Regions from separate parts of the Homo sapiens genome. Here all the other regions are linked to region 1. A link is a contact called in ENCODE Hi-C or POLR2A ChIA-PET data. All regions are on one chromosome and are shown on one strand. The core of a region is the stretch at or near the end of the contact, and the rest is flanking DNA. Distances in the headings are between cores, read along the strand shown. Region 1 has its middle 49 kb from the start of TMEM242. Region 2 has its middle 66 kb from the start of SNX9. Region 3 overlaps ZDHHC14 (zDHHC palmitoyltransferase 14). Region 4 overlaps ZDHHC14 (zDHHC palmitoyltransferase 14). Region 5 overlaps ZDHHC14 (zDHHC palmitoyltransferase 14).

Evidence for each region. Hi-C counts contacts between places; a loop is a spot of excess contacts on that map. ChIA-PET counts read pairs that join two places held with the same protein, here RNA polymerase II (POLR2A). Pooled maps may share reads with other maps.
Region 2: a pooled map shows a loop between it and region 1 (4-fold over the local background). The contact joins two enhancer-like sites. A Hi-C loop is called at or near these places in 2 of 50 pooled maps. POLR2A ChIA-PET finds 5 or more read pairs at or near these places in 3 of 52 experiments (OCI-LY7, activated CD4-positive, alpha-beta T cell and activated T-cell).
Region 3: a pooled map shows a loop between it and region 1 (13-fold over the local background). The contact joins two enhancer-like sites. A Hi-C loop is called at or near these places in 8 of 50 pooled maps. POLR2A ChIA-PET finds 5 or more read pairs at or near these places in 2 of 52 experiments (activated CD4-positive, alpha-beta T cell and activated T-cell).
Region 4: a loop to region 1 is called in a pooled map, with 3 times the contacts of the local background. The contact joins two enhancer-like sites. A Hi-C loop is called at or near these places in 2 of 50 pooled maps. POLR2A ChIA-PET finds 5 or more read pairs at or near these places in 2 of 52 experiments (H1 and activated CD8-positive, alpha-beta memory T cell).
Region 5: a loop to region 1 is called in a pooled map, with 2.8 times the contacts of the local background. The contact joins two enhancer-like sites. A Hi-C loop is called at or near these places in 1 of 50 pooled maps. POLR2A ChIA-PET finds 5 or more read pairs at or near these places in 2 of 52 experiments (T-cell and activated naive CD4-positive, alpha-beta T cell).

Annotation. Positions count from the first base shown.
Region 1 is chr6:157,272,306-157,276,399 of GRCh38, forward strand. No RefSeq gene overlaps it. Among named protein-coding and RNA genes, the nearest start is that of TMEM242, 49 kb to the right of the region's middle. RefSeq lists enhancers at 992-1,824, 1,825-2,656 and silencers at 1,451-1,610, 2,041-2,130, 2,331-2,890. Within about 2 kb of position 2,251, at least 32 of the 41 ENCODE cell types and tissues checked have a DNase peak (open chromatin) inside an H3K27ac peak, as active enhancers do.
Region 2 is chr6:157,754,731-157,758,824 of GRCh38, forward strand. No RefSeq gene overlaps it. Among named protein-coding and RNA genes, the nearest start is that of SNX9, 66 kb to the right of the region's middle. RefSeq lists a silencer at 587-881. Within about 2 kb of position 2,086, at least 10 of the 41 ENCODE cell types and tissues checked have a DNase peak (open chromatin) inside an H3K27ac peak, as active enhancers do.
Region 3 is chr6:157,665,423-157,669,516 of GRCh38, forward strand. All of the region lies in intron 8 of ZDHHC14 (zDHHC palmitoyltransferase 14), which reads left to right. Among named protein-coding and RNA genes, the nearest start is that of MIR3692, 140 kb to the left of the region's middle. RefSeq lists an enhancer at 3,945-4,094. Within about 2 kb of position 2,214, at least 2 of the 41 ENCODE cell types and tissues checked have a DNase peak (open chromatin) inside an H3K27ac peak, as active enhancers do.
Region 4 is chr6:157,611,549-157,615,642 of GRCh38, forward strand. All of the region lies in intron 3 of ZDHHC14 (zDHHC palmitoyltransferase 14), which reads left to right. Among named protein-coding and RNA genes, the nearest start is that of MIR3692, 84 kb to the left of the region's middle. Within about 2 kb of position 1,788, at least 10 of the 41 ENCODE cell types and tissues checked have a DNase peak (open chromatin) inside an H3K27ac peak, as active enhancers do.
Region 5 is chr6:157,534,209-157,538,302 of GRCh38, forward strand. The region is part of intron 1 of ZDHHC14 (zDHHC palmitoyltransferase 14); the gene reads left to right. Among named protein-coding and RNA genes, the nearest start is that of MIR3692, 7.1 kb to the left of the region's middle. Within about 2 kb of position 1,748, at least 14 of the 41 ENCODE cell types and tissues checked have a DNase peak (open chromatin) inside an H3K27ac peak, as active enhancers do.

The DNA of each region.
Region 1 (4,094 bases), core at 1,001-3,500:
TCTCAATATTCAGATGGAAAGAAAACTCATTTGTAGCTAATCCTAATGGTTCTCAATTCAAAAAATATGGGCTGGTACCAAGAAGATATTCAAAGATCTCACCATTTCTTGAAGCTGAGTCTTCCCTGGCCTCCATCACATATCCATGACAGTGATAGGGGGTGTGACAGGCACCAGGATTTTTAAAACTCCCCAGATGACTCTGATGGGCAGCCATGCTTGAGAACCCGTGGCCTGGTCCGCTGTTAGGGCGAGAGAAACCCAGGGCTGGTGTTCCCCTCCTCCACCTGCTCGCTGTGTGGTCATAGGTCAGTTCCCCGCAGTCTGAGTGCCCAGCGCTGTCACCTGGGAAATAGGAGGGGCAACTTCCTTCCCAGGGTAGATGTATCAGAGATAATGTGTGTGAGAGTGCCCGAGGCATGGAGTTGGTGGGGGGGGGGGGCTGGCCAAAGAGAGATGTCATTATTTGTGATTTTACTGAGGAAGAAACTGAGGCACTGAAGCTGTGCATAAACCTTGGTCTGGCTCCCTGAAAACGAGACAGTTGGAGTGGAAAATGTCAAAGGTTCCTTTGAGCTCTAGCAATGTGGAGTTCTGCAGTCAGAGGGTTGAAATGCTGGGACATCTTGAATTGTTTTGAAAGGAAAGACTCATAAACGAGGCACATAGAGCCTTAGGAAACAACCTGAATCCATGCACAGTGAAACAAAACGAAACAGAGCCTCAGCTACTGAATTCATCTCCTCCCCTGACGCCCCGTTGCCCAGGGCCTCTCATTTCCACAGACTGCAGTTGCAACCTCTTGGCCCTTCTTGGTCGCCAGTCGTTTCAGGTCCTGGGCTAATGGACGTGGCCTGGGAGTGATCAGCCAGGGCCATTACCCCTTGGACGGTGCTGTAGGCAGACCTAGGCTTCGGGACTCCTGGGCTCCTGGACCCCTGGAAGAGTGTCGAGAAACATCTGGACAGGATTTCTCAATCTGGGCACTACCGACATTTTCAGCAGTGAATTCTTTTTTCGTGGGGACCTGTGCTGTGCATGGCAGAATGCTTAGCAGCATCCTGGCCTCTACCCACGAGGTGCCAGTAGCACCCTCTTAGTGTCTCTAGGCAATACCAGAGACGTCCCCTGGGGGAAGAGAGGCAAAACTCCACCCACCAACCCCCTCCCCCCAGCCTCTCATTGAGAACTGCTGATCTGGAGGCACCCTAGTTGTCCGGAGGCGGAGGGAGGAATGGGGCTCCTTGGGGTCAATATGAATTTGTTTTGTATTCCTTGTATTTAAATCCACACAAGAAAGAGCCACTCTACAAAGGGCAGAGTTGTTTCAACTGCAGATGGACTCTTCCGGGACTAGAGGAAAGGATGGGATTTTCTTCTTCGAGGTGCTCTTTAAAAGGACACCCTGAAGCCCGGCAGCTGCAGCCAGGGATGAGACCTCACCAACCAAGGCGACGTAGGTAACAGGGCCCATGGGCCCCCAGGAGGCTCACAGGGAGGGCCCTCCCCTGGCCAGGCCTCGGGTGGGCTGGGTTTGCCGGCTATGCCCCGCCCACACTCGCCCTCCCAGCGGGCCCAGCTCCTATACCCTGCTGGGTGCGTCTTCACTGTGGTTCACAGAGAGACGTTCTCACTGCCTTGCTCTGTGGAAAAGCAGATTGCCGAGGTGGATGGGAGGGATCCCTATTTTGGAAAAATAACATATCACCGTACACACACCCACACGCAGAGGGGAAAATGTGGCAGCAGACACCAAAATATTCCTATAGTTATTGATGGAAGCTGGGATTTCAGGTGCCTTTTTTGCTTATGTTTTCTCATTTTTTGACCTTGAACATGTAGTTACTTATAACAAGAAAAAGTCATTCGAGAAAGTAAAGAAAGTAGACAGAAAATGGCACCTTAAAACCCAAACCGCCAGAAACACCACTTAGATCTCAAAAAGGCACTAGGAAAAGCCCACTTCTGGTTTTTGGGTTTTGGCAGCCACCATGCAGAGGGCGGCCCCTGGGTGCTGAGAGTTCCGGGGTCGGGAGTGGGATACAGGTGGGTAAATGAGGGGCTCCGAGAGGGTGCAGCTGCGGGCGCTGAGGACTGAACTCTCCTGGGAGCACGCGCGGGGGACAGGGAACGGCGGCCACGCCCGGGGACCGACGCTGCAGCCGGGAGGAGGCTCAGTCTCTGCGCCTGGGGGCGTCCAGGGAGATGCCAGGTGGGCGCGGCCAGACGCGGGACCTGGGGACCACGGCACCCGCAGCCACGCCTTCAGGACGCGTGGGCGGGACGGGCTCCGTGGGCTTCTGATGAGGACGGTCGGGGAGATGTCGCCTGCGCGTTTCCGGGAGCCTCCAGTGGCCCCGGTTCCAGGGGACCAGACAGAAAACAAAAGAGCAAAAGGCAGCCAAGGCCTCCAGCTAGGGGTCATCCCCGCAGCCCCGGTCCCGGACGGGGCGGGAGGCCGCTGTGGGGACGCGCCGCCGGGCCTCGCTGTCAGGTCGCCCGCGCCCCGCTCCGCCCGCCCCGTACAGGCGGCGACAGCCCCGCCTAGGCCCGCGCCTCGGCCGCCCTCTGCTGGGCGAAGCGAGCACCACGGCCGAGCGGCGGCCCCGGGAGCGCCGCGGGGACTGCAGAGCGCGGGGAAGCGGCGGCAGCGGAGGCTCGGCCTGGAAGGCAGGGGCCTTGGGGGCGTCCGGGGAGAGGGCCGGGGACATCTGTCCAGCGTGGGCCGTGCGCGGTGCCGAGCGCGCGGGGAGGGCCGAGGAGCTAGACGCGGACCCAGCTCCTCTAGGAGCCGGGAGGGATGGGAGGGACGGAGGGTAAACGGGCAGTGCCGGCCGAAGCCCGGTGGGACTCGGCGGCAGACAGACAGGCGGCTTCCGAGGGAGGACCCGGGGCCGGGCGCGGGCGGCGGGAGGCGAGGCCCTGGAGGCCTGGCGCTTCTCTGCACCGCGAAGACCCGGAGGCTTCAAGCAACAGACGCGGTTCTGGAGGCCGGAAGTCCAGAGTCAAGGTCCCCGAAGGCTGGGGGAGAGAATCTGTTCCATGCCTTTCTCTTGGCCTCTGGGGTACAGGGTCCTCAGTGTTCGGGGCTTGTCTCCCGTCACTCCAGTCTCTGCCTCTGTGGCCACATGGCCCTGTGTCCCTGTGTCTGTCTTTTCTCCTTTTACAAGGACAACAGTGGTCTTGGAGTAGAGCCCACTCTCATCAAATTTAGCTTCATTTTGGACGGGCGCTGTGGCTCACGCCTGCAATCCCAACACTTTGGGAGGCCAAGAAGGGCGAATCACCTGAGGTCAGGAGTTCGAGACCAGCCTGGCCAACATGGTGAAACCCCATCTCTACCCAAAATGCAAAAATTAGCCAGGGGTGGTGGCGGGCGCTTGTAATCCCAGCTACTCAGGAGGCTGAGACAGGAGAATCGCTTGAACCTGGGAGGCGGAGGTTTCAGTGAGCCGAGATCGCGCCACTGCACTCCTGCCTGAGCGACCAAGTGAGACTCCGTTTAAAACAAAACAAAACAAAAAAAACCTCCTGTAATCCCGGCACTTTGGGAGTCCAAGGCAGGCGGATCACCTGAGGTCAGGAGTTTGTGACTAGCCTAGCCAACATGATGAAACCCCATCTCTACTAAAAGTACGAAAAATTAGGCTGGTGGCGGGTGCCTGTAATCCCAGTCACTCAGGAGGCTGAGACAGGAGAATCGCTTGAACCTAGGAGGCGGAGATTGCAGTGAGCTGAGATCGCGCCACTGTACTCCAGCCTGGGTGATAGAGTGAGACAGCGTCCCCCTCTCAAAATAAATAAATAAAAATAAAATAAATAAAGTGTGTGTGTATACATACATAGCTTCATTTTAACTTGCTGAAAATGGAAAGGCCTGATTTTCAAAGAAGGCTTCAACACTGAAATCTTCAACACCAGGGGTTTGGACTTTAACATACCTTTTGTGGGGACACAGTTCCACATACAGCAGGCCTGTTCCAGGTGGGCGTGCAAAGTCCACAGGGCTTCACTCCCAAGGCAGAGAGAACCTTGAAAGTTGTCATGATCTCACCTCACCGGAGTGGCCCTAGAAGGCAAGAGCCCAGCCCTGA
Region 2 (4,094 bases), core at 836-3,335, 480 kb after region 1:
AAGACTATGGTCGGAATAGCAGTGCAGGTGTTACAGGAAAGGGGTCCTGATCCAGATCCCAAGAGAGGGTTCTTGGATCTTGTGCAAGAAAGAATTCAGGGTGAGTCCATAGAATAAAGTGAAAGCAAGTGTATTAAGAAAGTAAAGGAATAAAGAATGGCTACTCCATAGACAGAGCAGCCCCGAGGGCTGCTGGTTGCCCATTTTTATGGTTGTTTCTTGATGATATGCTAAACAAGGGGTGAATCTCATGTCTCCCCTTTTTAGACCATGCAGGGTAACTTCCTGACATTGCCATGGCACTTGTAAACTGTCATGGTGCAGGTGGGAGTGTAGCAGTGAGGACGACCAGAGGTCACTCTCGTGGCCATCTTGGTCTTGGTGAGATAGGGCCGGCTTCTTTACTGCAACCTGCTTTATCAGCAAGGTCTTTATGACCTGCATCTTGTGCTGACCTCTTATCTCATCTTGTGACTTAGAATGCCTTAACAGTCTGGGAATGCAGCCCAGTAGGTCTCCGCCTCATTTTACCCAGCTCTGTATTCAAGATGGAGTTGCTCTGGTTCGCATGCCTCTGACACCGGGAGAAATTCTCCCTCTCAGCCATCTCTTTCCTAGTGGCCTCTCTCAGCATCATATGTTAGTCACTCCTCCCTTCCTGGTAGGGAAGAGAATGCCTCCGGGTTAGAAAAACACCAGCTGAGAGTTTATAGACATTTCTCTTTGAACATGTGGAACAACAAAGACTACTGATAGACTGTTGGGCATAATTTTAGAATTTGCCTTATTTTGTCAAAGATTAAAGAAAGAAAAGGCCACTTTCCCACTATTCGATTTAACTCAGTCGGATTATACGGTGACAATGTCACTCACTGATTTAAGCTTGAATGTGAGAGATTTAAAAGCAATGGCTTGAAAGGAGTTGTTTTGCATCTTAAAAGAAACCACGACTTCAGAGTGATTTTGATTTTCCATTCCTACAAAGGAAGAAACGAAGCTAAATGCTTTTAATCCTAAAAGTGCCCTTTCAGAATTTCTGGGATCACGGTTGCAAGGCAGAAGTGGAGAACTACCCATTGGATGCCTCTCCAGGAGTCACATCTGTCTCCTCAGACTTTGATCTTCTCAGACATTGCTGGAGAGGCAGGGACAGAAAGTTCAGATGCTACGGAAAGACAGTGTGGGTCAGACCACACAGTGTTCCTTTGAAACTCCTGGCTTACTGGCTTTCCCCCACCCACCCATCAAGTGTGTCCTTTGAGGTGAGACATAACATCAGCTGACTAACAAGATGTTTGCCAGTAATCACATCTGATGACAGTAAATGTCAGTCTCCCAACACAATTTCTATTTTATTTCATTAATACCATCCTCAGTGGTTTGCTTGAAAGGGTTAAATTAGCTAGGCATGGTGGCTCATGCCTGTAATCCCTACACTTTGGGAGGCTGAGGTAAGCAGATCACTTGAGGTCAGGAGTTCAAGACCAGCCTGGGCAACATGGTGAAACCCTGTCTCTACAAAAAATACAAAAATTGGCTGGGCGTGGTGGCAAGTGCCTGTAGACCCAAGTACTTGGGGGGCTGAGGCAGGAGGATTGCTTGAACCCAGGAGGTGGAGGTTGCAGTGAGCTGTGATTGTTCCTCTGCACTCTGCACTCTAGCTGGGCAACAGAGTGAGACTCTGTCTAAAAAAAAAAAAAGAGTTAAATTGGAAAATGTATGTCTTGGTGCTCTGTAAATTGCGAAGCTCTACATAAGTATGATTCCCTGTCTTTATAAATTTGCAATCTGGTGTGCCATGTCTGGGGACAATAACTCCTTCATTGCTCCAGGCACAGAGTTCTGGATTGAGGTCCTGGCTTCTGCTTCTCCAAGATTATCCAAATTTCTTGCTCCTTGAAGGTGGACTTTGAGGACCAGCATCACTTGTGTACCCCATAGCTTCTAATGCAGCAAGCAGGGAATAGACACTCCAGCAAGCAAGTGAATAAGCAAAGAAAACCAGGCCCCCGAGACGCAGGCGGATCCCCAGGCGGATCCCCAGAGGCAACAGAGTCAAATATGCGGGAAAGAATCTGATTCCGGCCAGCAGAGGGCAGGAGCGAGAGGAAACTGGGCATCTCAGCAACAAAGCAGGCTGTGCCAACCTGCGGCCGAGGGCCAGATCGCAAGCCCCGGTGCAGAGAGGACGCCGGGAGAATCCAGCTAATTCTGACAGCCTTTCCCTTGGACTTTAGCTGTAATGTGTGTGTGTTCCATTATCTCACACATCACTGCACTGAATTCCACTTCAACTTCCACCCCCTCCCCCCACCAGGAGCTGGCAGTTAAGATATTTACCAAGATGGTGCTGCCTCTCTAGTAAAACTCAGGAGGATTAAAATAATAATAAACAAACCGAGAGAGGGAGTCCAGAAAAGTGGACTAGGAAGCACAACACAGAAGCAGCTTCAGCACTGGAAAATATTCAGTCGTAAGAATCACCATGCATTCCCTCAGTGCTTGGCAGCCACTTTCTCACTTGAGCCCCATACTCTTTGTATGAGGTATGGGGTGGCTACTTGTGGAGTGCTGTGTCTAAGTCACCCTGCATGGGAGAGGCAGCACCAGGATTCTAACTCAGGATCCTGGGGCCTTATCCACGGCACTCTGTTACCGGGGACACGCTCATTCACTCAACAAACCTTCACGGACTGCCCATCAGTTCTTGTGCCAGGTATACAGAAGGGAAGGACACGGTCCTGTCCTCCAAGAGCTCATCCTCCAAAAGAGCATGGATACTAATAAACAGTCACAGTTTGGTATGACATGGCCATGACAGAGAAGAGTCACCCAACGCAAACTGGGAGGGCCAGTGAACATTTCCAGGAGGAAGTGACAGAAGTTGCCCTGCTGATGACCTCAGTGGCACCATTCATTTTATCACTATGTACCAGAAAATTGTCATAATCTACAGTGACCTCAGATGTGCACAGGGCACCCTCCACCTCTTTGCAATGCCCCTTGCACAGCCATACTGGGAAGCTTGCAGCTGAACCAAGCTTTGAAGGATGACTAGGAGCAGGCAATCAAAGAAAGGAATAGGGGCTAGGGCTGGCGTCGGGTGGAGGGATTCTGGGTGAAGGGGTTGGCACCAGCATAGGGGGTAGGCCTGAGAAATGTCCCCACAGCTGGAGCGTAGGTCTCAGGAGGAATGGTAACAAGAAGACTAAGAAGCAGATGGGGAGGCCAGGAGTTTGAGGAGCTTGGGCAACATAGCAGGACCTCGTCTCCACAAAAAGAAATTAAAAATTAGCCGGCCATGGTGGTGCATGCCTGTAGTCCCACTTACTCAGGAGGCTGAGGCAGGAGGATCACTTGAGCCCAGGAGTTCAAAGTTACAGTGAGGTGTGATCTCACTGCTGCACTCCAGCCTCCAAGGTCTTCAGAGCAAGACCCTATCAAAAAAGAAAAGAAAAGAAAGAAGAAAGGAAGGAAGGAAAGAAGGAAAGAGAAAGAGAGAAAGAAAGAAAGAAAAAAGAGAGGAAGGAAGGAAAAAGAAAAGAAAGAAAAAAGAAGCAGATGAGGCCAGGTCACCTAAAAGGCCTTTTCTACCATGCCAAGGAGGCTAGATGTTACATGGAATGCTATGAGGGTCTTTGGGAGAATATTATACAGGGAAATGGCAATATCATAAATGTGATTTCAGAAATATCATTACTCTAGCAGCATGGAGAATGGATTCGAGAGCGGCAAGTCTGGGGATAGGAGAGCAGTGAGGAGCTTCCCGATGATCCCAGAGCAAAATGACAAGGGCCTGGGGAAAAGACACTCTTGGTGGGGGCAGAGGAAGGGGAGGCTTCCGGAGTTGGGCAGGAAGAAGAACAGATCAAATCTACCAACTAAACAATGGTAAGTGGGAGAGGTCAGGGGTAAGGATGACTGAAGGCTCTGGCTGGGGTCACTGGGCACATGGTGACACCATGTCCCCTGGATAAGCCCCATGAGGGTGGGACTGTGGCTGAGTCACAGCTGTATGGTCAGCACGTGTAGTGACTAGCAGGTAATGGGTGTCTGAGAAGTATTTATGGGGTGAACGCTAGCATGGATGCCTG
Region 3 (4,094 bases), core at 964-3,463, 390 kb after region 1:
ATTTAGCATCAGACTCAGCATGTTCATTTGCAGAGGAGAGAAAGGCTGGTGGGAAAGAGGCCCCAGGTATCTTTGGTCAAACTTTTGCCTGCCATCTTATTTTAGGACCAGTATCCGGATAAGAAAGGTATTTCTTGAATGATAGAAGACGTGCTCCTAAGGAAATATGCAATACTTTAGAAATTAGAGATAAATGCTTTATAATTTTACGTCTAGATAAGCACCCTGATATTGCAGGTCAAAAAATTAGATAAATATTGATAGAAAGCTGGCATCAAAGTACCTAATGAGGTCTTATTTATTATCTCAAAAATGGGAAAATTCAGTGTTAGTGTATCCTCTCTCACAAGTGGGGGATGGGGGTGGTTATTCAGTGCCTATGAAATTTTCTCTCTACTATAAATTCTCAAGGAAGAAAATGTTAGGGAAGCAACAATGTGACATCTAAAGCAATAATGTGATGGGTGTGACCACAGGTGTCTCTTGCCATCTGAACTCCTATGAAATTTCAAGGACCCATACTGGAAGTATGTGCAGATAACCCAGAGCCAGCTGAGGACCACATTTTCATTATTGCTGCTTCCCTCATTATTGGCTTTTATTATGAGCTAACATTGAAGTTCTATCTAGAACAATGTATATGCATGACATACTCACGACATCCAGTTATGATCCACTTTTTAGTGTACACACTTCATTTGATTGTCAAATAATTTAACTTTTGTATAGCATTGGTGTCATCATTTATGCTTATATCTGGCACTTGTTGCTACAAAGGTCCTTTGGGATCGCATGCTAAATGCAAAGATAGTAACATGGTACATAATTGCTACAATTTTGTTTTTAGAAAATCATTTACTGTATTTACTTAACCTAACATTTTAAATACCCCAATCCAGTATCAAAACAAGATTAAACCAGCAGTTGCATGATTTATTAAGCTAGTATTGCAGAAGAACTCTCCATGTAATCTGAAAAATCAAATGTAGTAGGAAAAAAAATAACTTAGGCAAACGTAAATGATAATGTTAAATAAAAGAATACAAAAAAGCTCTCCTTCCAACCTGCACCTGCATTTTAGGTGGACTTTAGAAGACTGTGGTGTTTCTGTAACTGTTAATAAGCATTCATAAGACCCCAGAACAGAGCTTCACAGCCAAGCAGAAATACATGATGCGTAACTCTAATGCTTTTGACAGAATTGGAGCAAAAGAAATAAATAATTTCACTCATTCTTAATTTGTACACAGACCATCTAGAAAGCTCCTAGTTTTGCTTTTAGTAGCATCTGTACACTCGGTTTTTTCAGACAAGACGTCAGCTAGGGTAAAATAAAATGTATTCCTACATGAGCAATTTTATTTGAGAATCTGCAGAAACAGGAATGATCTCTATGGCATTTTTAAATTGTAACATTAAGTGCTAATGTGTATGACTTCCAGACATCTGAAGCCATAAACTTCTTTGCAAGTTACATGCCGACACTTCATTTGGGCAGTAAATCAGCTGTCACAGTGACTTACTGCAATGACAGCAAAAGCTCCAGCACTCCAGACAGTGGGATTTTTATGCTGCCAGCAGAAAGGTCTTTTCATAGACACTCTTACAAGAAATCAAAATTCTATTCTATTAGTATCCAGCATTCGGCCAATTTTTGACCTTAAAAATTGGTAATGTCATATGATTCAACCTAATATTTGATACATATGAACTTTTAAAAGGTTGTTTTGGAATAAAAACATGAGTATCTCAGTTTTCTGTTCAGAGTAGATGGACTATCACTGTCAGATATCTAAGTGGTCAGCTGTTTTTCCTTAGGATTATATAACTGGTTAGATCAATTCAAACATAACCAACGGCTTCTTGGTGTTAGCCGGGATGTATGCACAGCCACCAAATTGTAAGAGAGAAAAAGCGAGCGGTGATGTCTCCCTCTACTGGTGGAAGGTAAAAGGGTCCTCAAATGAAAAGCCAGGAAGGCTGGGTAGCGGAGGGAAAAGGGTTCAAAGTAAAAAAGAGAGAGGTAGAAAGGAAGAAACAAAGAAGAAAAAGAGAAGACGGAAAAAGGAGAAGTGGGAGAGAAATCAATGGGGAAGAAGGATAGAGGGGAAGAGAGTTGGTGAGTCCAGAGAGCAAGAAAGTTAAGTAGAAAAGTCAACAAGAAATGGGCAAATAAGAATTAGAAGCAAAGGTTTAAAAAAAAAAAAAGGGAAGTGTAAGAATATTTGTCATGGCCATCTCCACAGTAACCCTGAAAATACTGGCCATTTTCCCCCATGACTTTCTCAAATGAGAATCACAGCCATGAAGGTTTATGAACCCATCGCCCTTGGAATTCTGGCAGAGTGGAAAATTAGGAAAAGCTCTTTTAAAAAAATCAGGTATCCCTGAGTCATTTGATATCTAAGTTTTTTCTAAGAAGCATATGTTCAAAACAGGCGACGTTTTGAGAGCGTTTAATGAGAATTGTAAATTCCAGTCAGTAGAGTCATTGCACTACCCTTGGTTGGAATCTGACAAAACTCTGCTCTGTCCACGCCAGTGCTCTCTTCTGAGCCAACAGGAGATTTAGATGGGTGACACCCTGCAGAACAGAGCCTGGTCCCCGTGTGCCCCAACTGAGATTTGCCTTCTAAATGGAAATCAGTTTGAATGTGGCAAAGTGTTTTCAAAGCTGTGAACTACACGCAGGACTTAGATACTTAGGTGCCTGATGCCAGTGCCCCTGCCCCCTGCTGTCATCCCAGCAGGAAAGCTGGGGAGGGCACAGAGAGTAGGTTCATTATTACTACAAAAGCAGTCCCTCTATCAGGGGAAACACCCATAGCTAGACTTAGATAGACAGTCATCTTTTAAGATGTTTAAACAAATCTGTGTAGAAGAGGTGCTTATCATCAGATAAGTCAGGGTTCCAAAGAGTCATTTGGAAAACATTTCTGAGTGACTTCTATATAGATTTTTTAAATTAAATGGCTTACGGGCTAGGCACGGTGGCTCAGACCTGTAATCCCAGCACTTTGGGAGGCCGAGGAAGGCAGATCACTTGAGGTCAGGAGTTTGAGACCAGCCTGGCCAACACAGTAAAACCCCCATCTCCACTAAAAAAAAAAAAAAAAAAAATACAAAAATTAGCCAGGCATGGTGGTGCGTGCCTGTAGTCCCAGCTACTCAGGAGGCTGAGGTAGGAGAATTGTTTGAACCCAGGAGGCAGAGGCTGCAGTGAGCCAAGATCGTGCCACTGCACTCCAGCCTGGGTGACAGAGTGAGACTCCATCTCAAAAAAAACAAAACAAAACAAAAATTAAATGGCTTAGGCTAAACTTCTTCTTTCACAAATATTATTTCACACCTTCTTCAAGTCCTTAAGCTTCACCCTTGACAAACTCAAGAGCATTTCCAACAAGGTCCTGGCCAGTGAGGCCCACACAGTGTTTGCTACAGTTCTTAACAAGTCGTAGGTACAGCATGGCAAAGCACCAGTAGGTATGTGCTGGAGTGGGCCAGGTTTGGAGTGGTCTGAACCATGCCATGGGAGACCTCCTTTAAGAAAAAACAAACAATATGCAGAGAACGAGGCCTTGGAAAGAGGCTGTGTAAGTAAAGGAGCCTGAAGCATCATTAGCTTCCCAGTAAAGCCACCTCTAGGGCTGTTATCTTTAAGTTAGCAAAGGGATGTTTGCAAATGGAAGTCTCCGAAGGTGCACCCAACTCTGCATCAACCCCAACAGGGAACACAGTCTCTCAGGAGCTTAACCGACCACTGCCGACAGCCACCTTATCCGAGAAGGTTCTCGTGGGTGTGCAGGAGCTCTTTGCAGGCTTAGGTGGCAGAGAGGTGATCAGGGGAGAGGAAAAGGGCCAGCAGCTGATGGAGTAGTGCAAAGTAGAAGAATGCACAAGAGAGGGGTGGTGGGGGGGGAAGACAGAGAGTGGAGGAGAGCCCACCTCTCCCCAGAGAGGAAAGTTGAAAGAAACAGAGGGTTGAGGCGAGCCCACCTCTTCCCACAGGGAAGGTGAAAGAGACAGAGAGGGTTGGAAGGAGAGGAGCCCGCCTCTGCCCTCAGGCTCCTACTGTGTGACCTTGACTGTCTCCT
Region 4 (4,094 bases), core at 538-3,037, 340 kb after region 1:
AGTGATACTCAACTGCAGTGTCAGTGCCCAGTGCAAAGAGACCTTCTTCCAAGGCAAAGGTAGATGTGTGCCTGCAGGTTGGAGACGATCCAGCAAGGGAGGGTGGACTCTGGCCAAGTGCTCACCTTATTTCTGCCTGGAATTGTCAAACTGCAACTTAGCTTGAAAAATATATTTCTTCCATACCCAGAAAAGCCACAAGCGATTGCTTCATGAAAGTCTGTCTCTGTTCATCTGACTTTCCCTGTTTGTGCATCTTTTTGACCGGCTCCGTCCCTTTTGTGTGTGTGTGGTTCTTGGCTTTGTGGCTCTGACGAGTGTGTGTTTATACCTGTGTCTTGCTCCTTTTGCCTTCCGGAGTCTCTCTTTCTGCCAGGCTTATGTCTCTAGCTCAGACCTCTCCTCAGAGCTCCAGACATGCATATGCAGCTTCCCGCTGGACATGTCCACTTGGGGAGATAAAAGCACCCCAAATCATCTTTCCCCAGTGACCCCCCACCTTGCTGAGGGCCAGCCCCATTCACAGGCTACACAGACGTGAGGGTCCTACCGACTCCTTTCTCTGCCACACCCTGCTCACCTAATCCATCACCAGGCTCTGTACAGTTTGCTTACTAGGTGGATCCCAGCTTAAACCACTTCATCCCTTTCCTTCTGTGCACTGCCTCGGCCAGCTGCAAGCCGCCATCATCTCTCACTTTAACTGTGCAAAGGTCTCTCGGAGGACACCCACCATCCACTCTGCTCCTCATCTAATCCAGCCTCTATGCTGACATCAGAGTGACCGTTTCCAAACAGAATCTCATCACTATGGGAAGGAGGCCAAAATCCTTAACCTAGTATACAAGACCCACCTCTCTCGGCTTGCACCGTAGTCCTGCATGCCACCTGGGCTCCAGCCCCGAGGTCTCCTCTGGTTCCTCTCTGTTAATTCCTGCTCATCTTTCAGGGAGATGTTCAGGCGTGGGCTCCTCAGGGAAGCCTGCCACTGCACACACTTCCCATAGCTTTCTGTATGCTTCCTTCATAGCTCTGACCAGGGTTGTCATGGTATACACTGGGGATGTGTGGACTCGAGTGGCCGATGTCTCTGCCCACAGTTGGGTAAGCTTCAAGAGGCCAGGCCTGTGTCAGTTTCCCTTACTGTATTCCCAGCAGCCAACTCCTTGACTGGCATGCAGCTGCTCAGTTAGTATTTACTGAAGGAGAGAAGGGAGGGAAGAAGAAAAAGAGAATTTGATGCTCCTCTTGCTGTATCTACCTTCATGTCTCCATCGTAGTCTTCTCTCTTAGAGAAAAAAAAAAAAAGTATATTGCTTTTTTGGCCCTATGATGAGGTTAGTGTTCTCAACTGGGGGGAAAAAAAAAGCCTCGGGCACCCAATCTAAACTAAATGAAACCCATATCCTTCACCCTCAAACCTACCAGAAGCACAAATTTTAAAATGTCAGACTCCAAGAGAAATGATCATTTAAAAAAAATTAAGTCTGATCAAGAGCTAGTAATCCTTGCACAGTTCTGGGAGGGTGGAAATGCCATCACTGAAAATGACTCATGGTGTCTTTAGGTCTGTGACTGACGCAACCTACACGTGTATTTATCTACTCAACAGATATCGGAGGGCCTCACGTGTGCCTCCTACAAATTCGAATAAAACAGTAGCTTTCAAACTTTTTGTGTTTTACAGCAACTCACAGTAGGAAATACATTTTCTACTGGGATCCAGTGCACAGAGATGCACATAAAAGGCATGAAACAGTGCTTGCCTTTCTCAACAGAAGATGCCTTGATACTTTCTATTTTATTGTTTGTTTTTAGTGCTGGTCATGACCAGCTAAATCAATTTCATGACTCACTATTTGATCACAACCCTTAGTTTAAGAAATCCTGGAATAAAGCGTAATTAGAGTAGCTCCTTCTGAGTAGGCCAAGGATTCCATTGACTTATGCCGGGGTTAGCCCAGGGTGTCAGCCTGCCTGGGGCTGGGATTTTAGGTTGTATACCTCCGGGACCCTGGGGATGGCACATTTAGCATGCCACACGATAGGCACCTGTTGGCCTGCCTTCTTAGAACAGCTCAGTTTTAAATTCTGGTTGAAATAAATCATTTCAAGCAGCCTTGTTGGAGCAGTAGGCAGCCCATCCATCTCATCATCTGAAATAAGTTATTTCAGTTTCTGTGAACTAACCTGATAGGTCATCCATTCTTAACCTGGGGCCTAGGAATAGGCTTCGGGAAATTGTACCTAAAATGTGTGAGTGCACGAGAGTGAAGGGATCCATAGCTGTCATCAGAGTTTTAAACCAGTAAGGAATGAAAAAAAAAGTCTAAGAACGGTTGCCCTGGAGGCTATAAACAGTTTCTGATACTCTTGGAAAATAGTATTGAAAGGGCTGACAGTTTTAGTGTTTGCTGACTCTTCCTCTCGTGGTCTCCCTGATATTATATCCTTCTTCCTTGGTAAACTTGTTCCCATCACACCTTCACCCAGTCAGCCTCGCCCAGGCTAGAAAATGGCAGCTCTTGGCAAGCCCCCCCACCGCTGGCTGGTGCACCTGGGTGAAGACACCGCAGCTCTTGGTAGGGGGGATGGGGGGGCGGGGAGTGCAAAAGGCCAGGACCCAAGTTCAAGTCCTGTGCCATAGAGTCCTACATCCCATCAACAGTGCCCCACTGTGTGGTGTTTCATAAGGGAGCAGCCCCACCTCCAGGAACTTCACTCACAGCTGCTCACAAAAATTACAGTCAACTTTACCACATTTACTAGCTGACTGATTTACAGTCAACTTTACCACATTTACTAGCTGACTGATTTTTTTTTTTTTTTGGTTGATGTAAGCAGTGATCCATTTTAGAAAATGAAAAGTAATGAGGAAACTCAATATATAAAACAGACATAGGTCTAACTGCTGTAGTTCAAGGGGAAGAAAAGCCCCAAGGCTCTCCATAGAGAAGGGGCTGTTGACTAGGCCTTAACTCCGAGGAAATCACAACTTCCTCACTGTGTGATGTTCTTAGAAAAACTCTCTATAAATCCTCTCAGAAAACCCCATGGAATCGCTAGACATCGATCTGCCACAAATGGGAAAATCACATTCCCAGGCCGTAACACTATGGCAGTTAGCAGGGCCGGGGTCACCAGTGTGTGACCTGCTTCCTCACACGGGGCCCCAGATGGACTTCGTGTTCTGCTCTCTCCAGCTTGAAACTCTTCATGTTTTTTTTTTGTTTTTTTTTTGAGACAGAGTCTCACTGTGTCACCCACGCTGGAGTGCAATGGTGCAATCTTGGCTCACTGTAACCTCTGCTTCCCAGGTTCAAGCGATTCTCATGCCTCAGCCTCCCAGCTAGCTGGGATTACAGGTGCCCGCCACCACACCTGGCTAATTTTTGTAATTTTAGTAGGTGGGATTTCACTATGTTGACCAAGCTCGTCTCAAACTCCTGACCTCAGGGGATCCACCCACCTCCGCCTCCCAAAGTGCTGGAATTACAGGCATGAGCCACTGTGCCCGGCCAATTCTTAATGATTTTTAAGCAGCTGCCCCAAATTTTCATTTTGCCACGGGCCCCCGACATTCCATAGCCGGTCCTAACTGGTAGAACTTTGCCTGTTCTTTTGAGTGCCTTTGTTGAGAAAAGTAATTAAGGACCTGCTGACTGGACTGCAGTGACTCAGTGAAGTGCTTGCAGCTTTATGTGAACAACAAGAAACAAAAACAGCACACTGTATTTAGAGCTCCAGACGTCTGTGCGGACCCAAGTCTGCTGGCAGGGGTATTGATGTCGTACTTCGTCATTTCTGAGTGCCATTAGAGCCACCAACCTGTTCTGGGCCTAGGCTGGGTCTGTAAGCGCCCCTGTTCTCGTAAATACTTTATTTGTAGAGTTCCTGCTGCTGGGCTGGCCAGCACTTCCTCATTGTGTGAAATGTGTAGACACAATTGACTTCAGTTCTTGAAAAGTTTTATTTAGCTATGGAATCGTAGTATTTGAGTTGGAAATAACCTTTTATAGCATATCCGACTTGCTGAGGCCCAGAAACTGTGCACATCATATCACTAGGCAAAAGGCCAGGACCCAAGTTCAAGT
Region 5 (4,094 bases), core at 498-2,997, 260 kb after region 1:
GCAGGTCTTCCCAGCACACACACCAGCAGCTCTAGGAAGAGCTTTCTCGGAAGGGCCCTGGCTTGCCCTGACGATGCCTTACGGTTCCAGGATGCACAGAAAGCAAAATGGAGTTACTTTGGCCAATTAGCTCAGCAGCCACACATGGTCTGAAAATGACAAAACATTCACCTGAACCAGGACTCGAATGGGAAATCTGGGGCATGTGGTTGCCATGCCTAAGTAATGTCTGGACATTAAAGAGCAACTTTTGGGGCAAAACAGTGTTGGCTTTCCCTCCCATGATTCACATGCTACCCAGAAGCCTCTGGCTTCCTGGAATTCTATTTCATTTCATTTCATTTCATTTCATTTCATTTCATTTCATTTCATTTCATTTCATTTCATTTCATGTTTTTGAGACAGGGTCTGGCTCTGTTGCCCAGGCTGGAGTGCGGTGGCATGATCTTGGCTCACTGCAGCCTCAGCCTCCCAGGGTCAAGCCAGCCTCCCACCTCAGCCTCCCAAGTGGTTGGGACTACAGTCACACACTACCACAGCCAGCTGGTTTTTGTATTTTTTTTGTAGAGACGGGGTTTCGCCATGTTGCCCAGGCTGGTCTCAAACTCCTGAGCTCAAGCAATCTGCCCACCTCAGCCTCCCAAAGTGTTGGGATTATAGGCACTCCCGGCCTCTTCCTGGAATTTTAAATGCAACTCAGAATCACTTGGCAAAAATGTTGATGCACCACAATATTCACTAGTAAGCTCTTGTACATTCTCAATAGTAGATGAGTAAATTGGGCTGTTTACACACTATGATTTGAAGCCTGTATTATAAAGCTACAGATTCCCAGGTCCTGTATCTTAAGTAGACCTCTCTGGGTGGTCTGGGAGGCCCTGAGTTAAGAGTAAGGACACTAACTCTGTCTTGCATGCTTGGAGGGTGTTTGGGCCCCACGGGCAGAAGAGAGCACTCTCCTTGTCTCCCCTCCTCCGCTCTCTGTTCACGCAAGTGCTTGAAGCCTGGAGCCCCTCTCCTCACTCATGAACTCTGCAGGTTCAAGGCAAGACTGTGCTGTGTTTGGAGACATCCCTGTTTAACTCTGCATCTAGCCAGAAGTCCTGTAGGGAAAAACCAGATTTCCTAAGTGACATTCCTCGACTCGGTAGGGTGACCTTCACCTTCCTCCTCCCTTAGCAAGCCTGAAAGCTACAGTTCTCACCCGACAAAGGTAGACAGAGAGACGCGTGTGAAAAAGAGCTGTTGAGCTTTGATGAAACTGAACATCAAGTTTGTAGTCTACAAATGGGTATGTGGAGTTCTACTGTCACCTCCATGCTCTCTGGGTTTGAGCTTTTCCTTCCAGCTTGCTTTGCTCATATTTTCCACGTTAGTCCCTGGGCTCATTGATTTAAATTCCCTCCCTTCATACAGGCATGCATAGACTCCTGGCTCTGTGCGTCTGGGGTAATTAACACGATTAGTCACTAATCGTGCTTTCCAGGCACGGGGTCCTGCCATCGTGATCTTGTAGGGGAATGTCACTCTTGGGAGTTTTATGAAATCATCTATTTGGTTTTTCCTATTCTGGAGTTGTGAGTGGATATGATTTCTGAATCTACTTTTTCCTCTATTTGTCTCCAAGTAATGCGCTCATCTTTGCCTTGTGGTGGTAGATTTATTTCTAAGTATGTGATTAAGGAACAAATCACAAAATGAATGGTGCTTATGTTCCTGCCTGTAAGTGAAAAGTACCTTTGTTTTGCAGTGACTCATTTGAAAAGGAAAAGGGGTCATTTCTATTGCAACCCTTAAAACCTCCATTTCTCACAATGCTACTCTGATTATTTCAGATGTGTGAGTCATTGGCTCAGGTTATTTCATTTATGATTGTTTGCCTTAGCTACTTATTATTGAAATGCTTTGCAATCGAGAATCTGAAACTTAAAATGCTAGGTTACTTTGTGATTTCTGCAAAGTAGCAACTCCCTGGATTGGAGTGTGGCAATAATGCAGCAAGGCCACTTCCTCTTCCTGTGTAATAATAAATGTATGCCTCGTGGTTATGTCTAAAAAACAGTTATTCTCATGTTTATGCTTTCATACGTACAGGACAGACCAAAAATATCAAATGTAGGCCATTTGCTGCAGTCAGGAGTCATGAGCTACTATTAACAAACTTTTTTTATGTGTATCCATTTATAGACAAAACATTAAAAGAGGACTCAAATTGTTTTGATACAGGAAAAGATTCTCTACTTCTTGTTCCAAAGGGCACTTGGTTTTAATGTCTCTGCTATATCTTGTTAATATTGTTCTTTTGTTTTGTTTAGTTTTTAAGTTAATCTTCTCCCAAAGAATGTCCTCTGGAAAACAGAGTGACCTAATTACCCAATAATGAAATCCATGTTTCTTATCCAAATGTTTAAGAAATTAATTTAGTCTTAGGGGTTTTGTTCAAGGAATCAGCATTATGTCAAATTCTAACCTGTAAGCCAGTCTCTAAACATGAATATAGAATTAATGACAGTATTGATTCTGGGATGTCAGTGTCTGTTTGATGCTAAAATGATTTTATATCTATCTATCTGTCTGCCTGTCTGTCTGTCTATCTATCCCTCCATCTATCTTTTTTTTTTTTTTTTTGAGACAGAGTCTCGCTCTGTCGCCCAGGCTGGAGTGCAGTGGCGGGATCTCGGCTCACTGCAAGCTCCGCCTCCCGGGTTCACGCCATTCTCCTGCCTCAGCCTCCCAAGTAGCTGGGACTACAGGCGCCCGCCACTACGCCCGGCTAATTTTTTGTATTTTTAGTAGAGACGGGGTTTCACCGTTTTAGCCGGGATGGTCTCGATCTCCTGACCTCGTGATCCGCCCGCCTCGGCCTCCCAAAGTGCTGGGATTACAGGCGTGAGCCACCGCGCCCGGCTCCATCTATCTTTTTAATGACCAATATCAAATATTTAGTTCTGAGCAGAGGAAGGATGCACTCTGATTGTGTGGTCTCAGATAATATAGCGCCCAGAAAACAGTTCCATTTTTCATGTATAAACATCAATGCACAAAAACAATTTTTACTAAAGATTCAAAGAGATTGCTATTTGAACTGAAAAAAATTCCATATAATCTTTTGGCAGTGCTACATTTCTAATTATTACCTGGAATGAATTTCTGTACCTCTAATGTACAATGCTTTGGCAGTTTGTGCATAGGTATTTATCATCATATCCAAAATCAAACAGCTCTTGCTGATGTATATGATTGGAGGGAGAGTTCTGTAAAGGCTTCTCATCATTTTAGTATCCGGTGCTAAATTAGCTAATTTCTTTTATGTTATGAAGATGTATTCTTATTTTTCCCCCTGTCACTTTCCAGTTAATCTTTATGAAGACTAAGATGCCTGTAGCCTGTTTGCTACACTGCCCTGAGTTGTATGTAGGTCACAATTCTTGAGACAGAAATAGGATTCCATTTGGTGTTTATATCTTTGGCAGCTGCCTCATCATCTTGTATCAGATCCAGGCCCTTGGGGATGGAGTCTTCCTCAACACAGATGGCACTCAGCATTGGAGTTCCCATCCACAGTTGCTCAGAAATATGGAGGAGCCATTTTCAAGTCATCTGAGCTCGGACTAAGAATTTGCCATACTGTGCACAGTGCTTCCTTCAGCTGTGAAGCCGTGCCAGTCTGTGGGTCAACTGGGATGTCCCATTAGTCTCACCTCCTTCAGGAGGTTAACATTCACAGTCATGGGCAGGGTCTGCTTATTGCCTTGTCTTTACCACAAGGACTACAGATGCTCTATGCTTTTTCTAAGCAGCATTTTGAAGGTGTCTCAGTAGCCCTGACCTCATTGTTTAGGGTTGGGAATTCTGCCACTTTTATAAAAAGTGAGTTGTTGAGGATTTCTAGGACAAACTCAGCACTGTCCTCTGTCACACACAGAGGCTGGTGGAACGGGACTGTCACAGAGCACCTAGCATTATACAGAGTTGTACCAACATATGGTGCTGCATCTACTAGAACTTTAGCACATGGAGGGTCTTAGAGGTTCCAGCAAATGCCCACAGAAGGTGAACATGAGGCACACTCGGCTCAGCGAGCTGAGGAATAT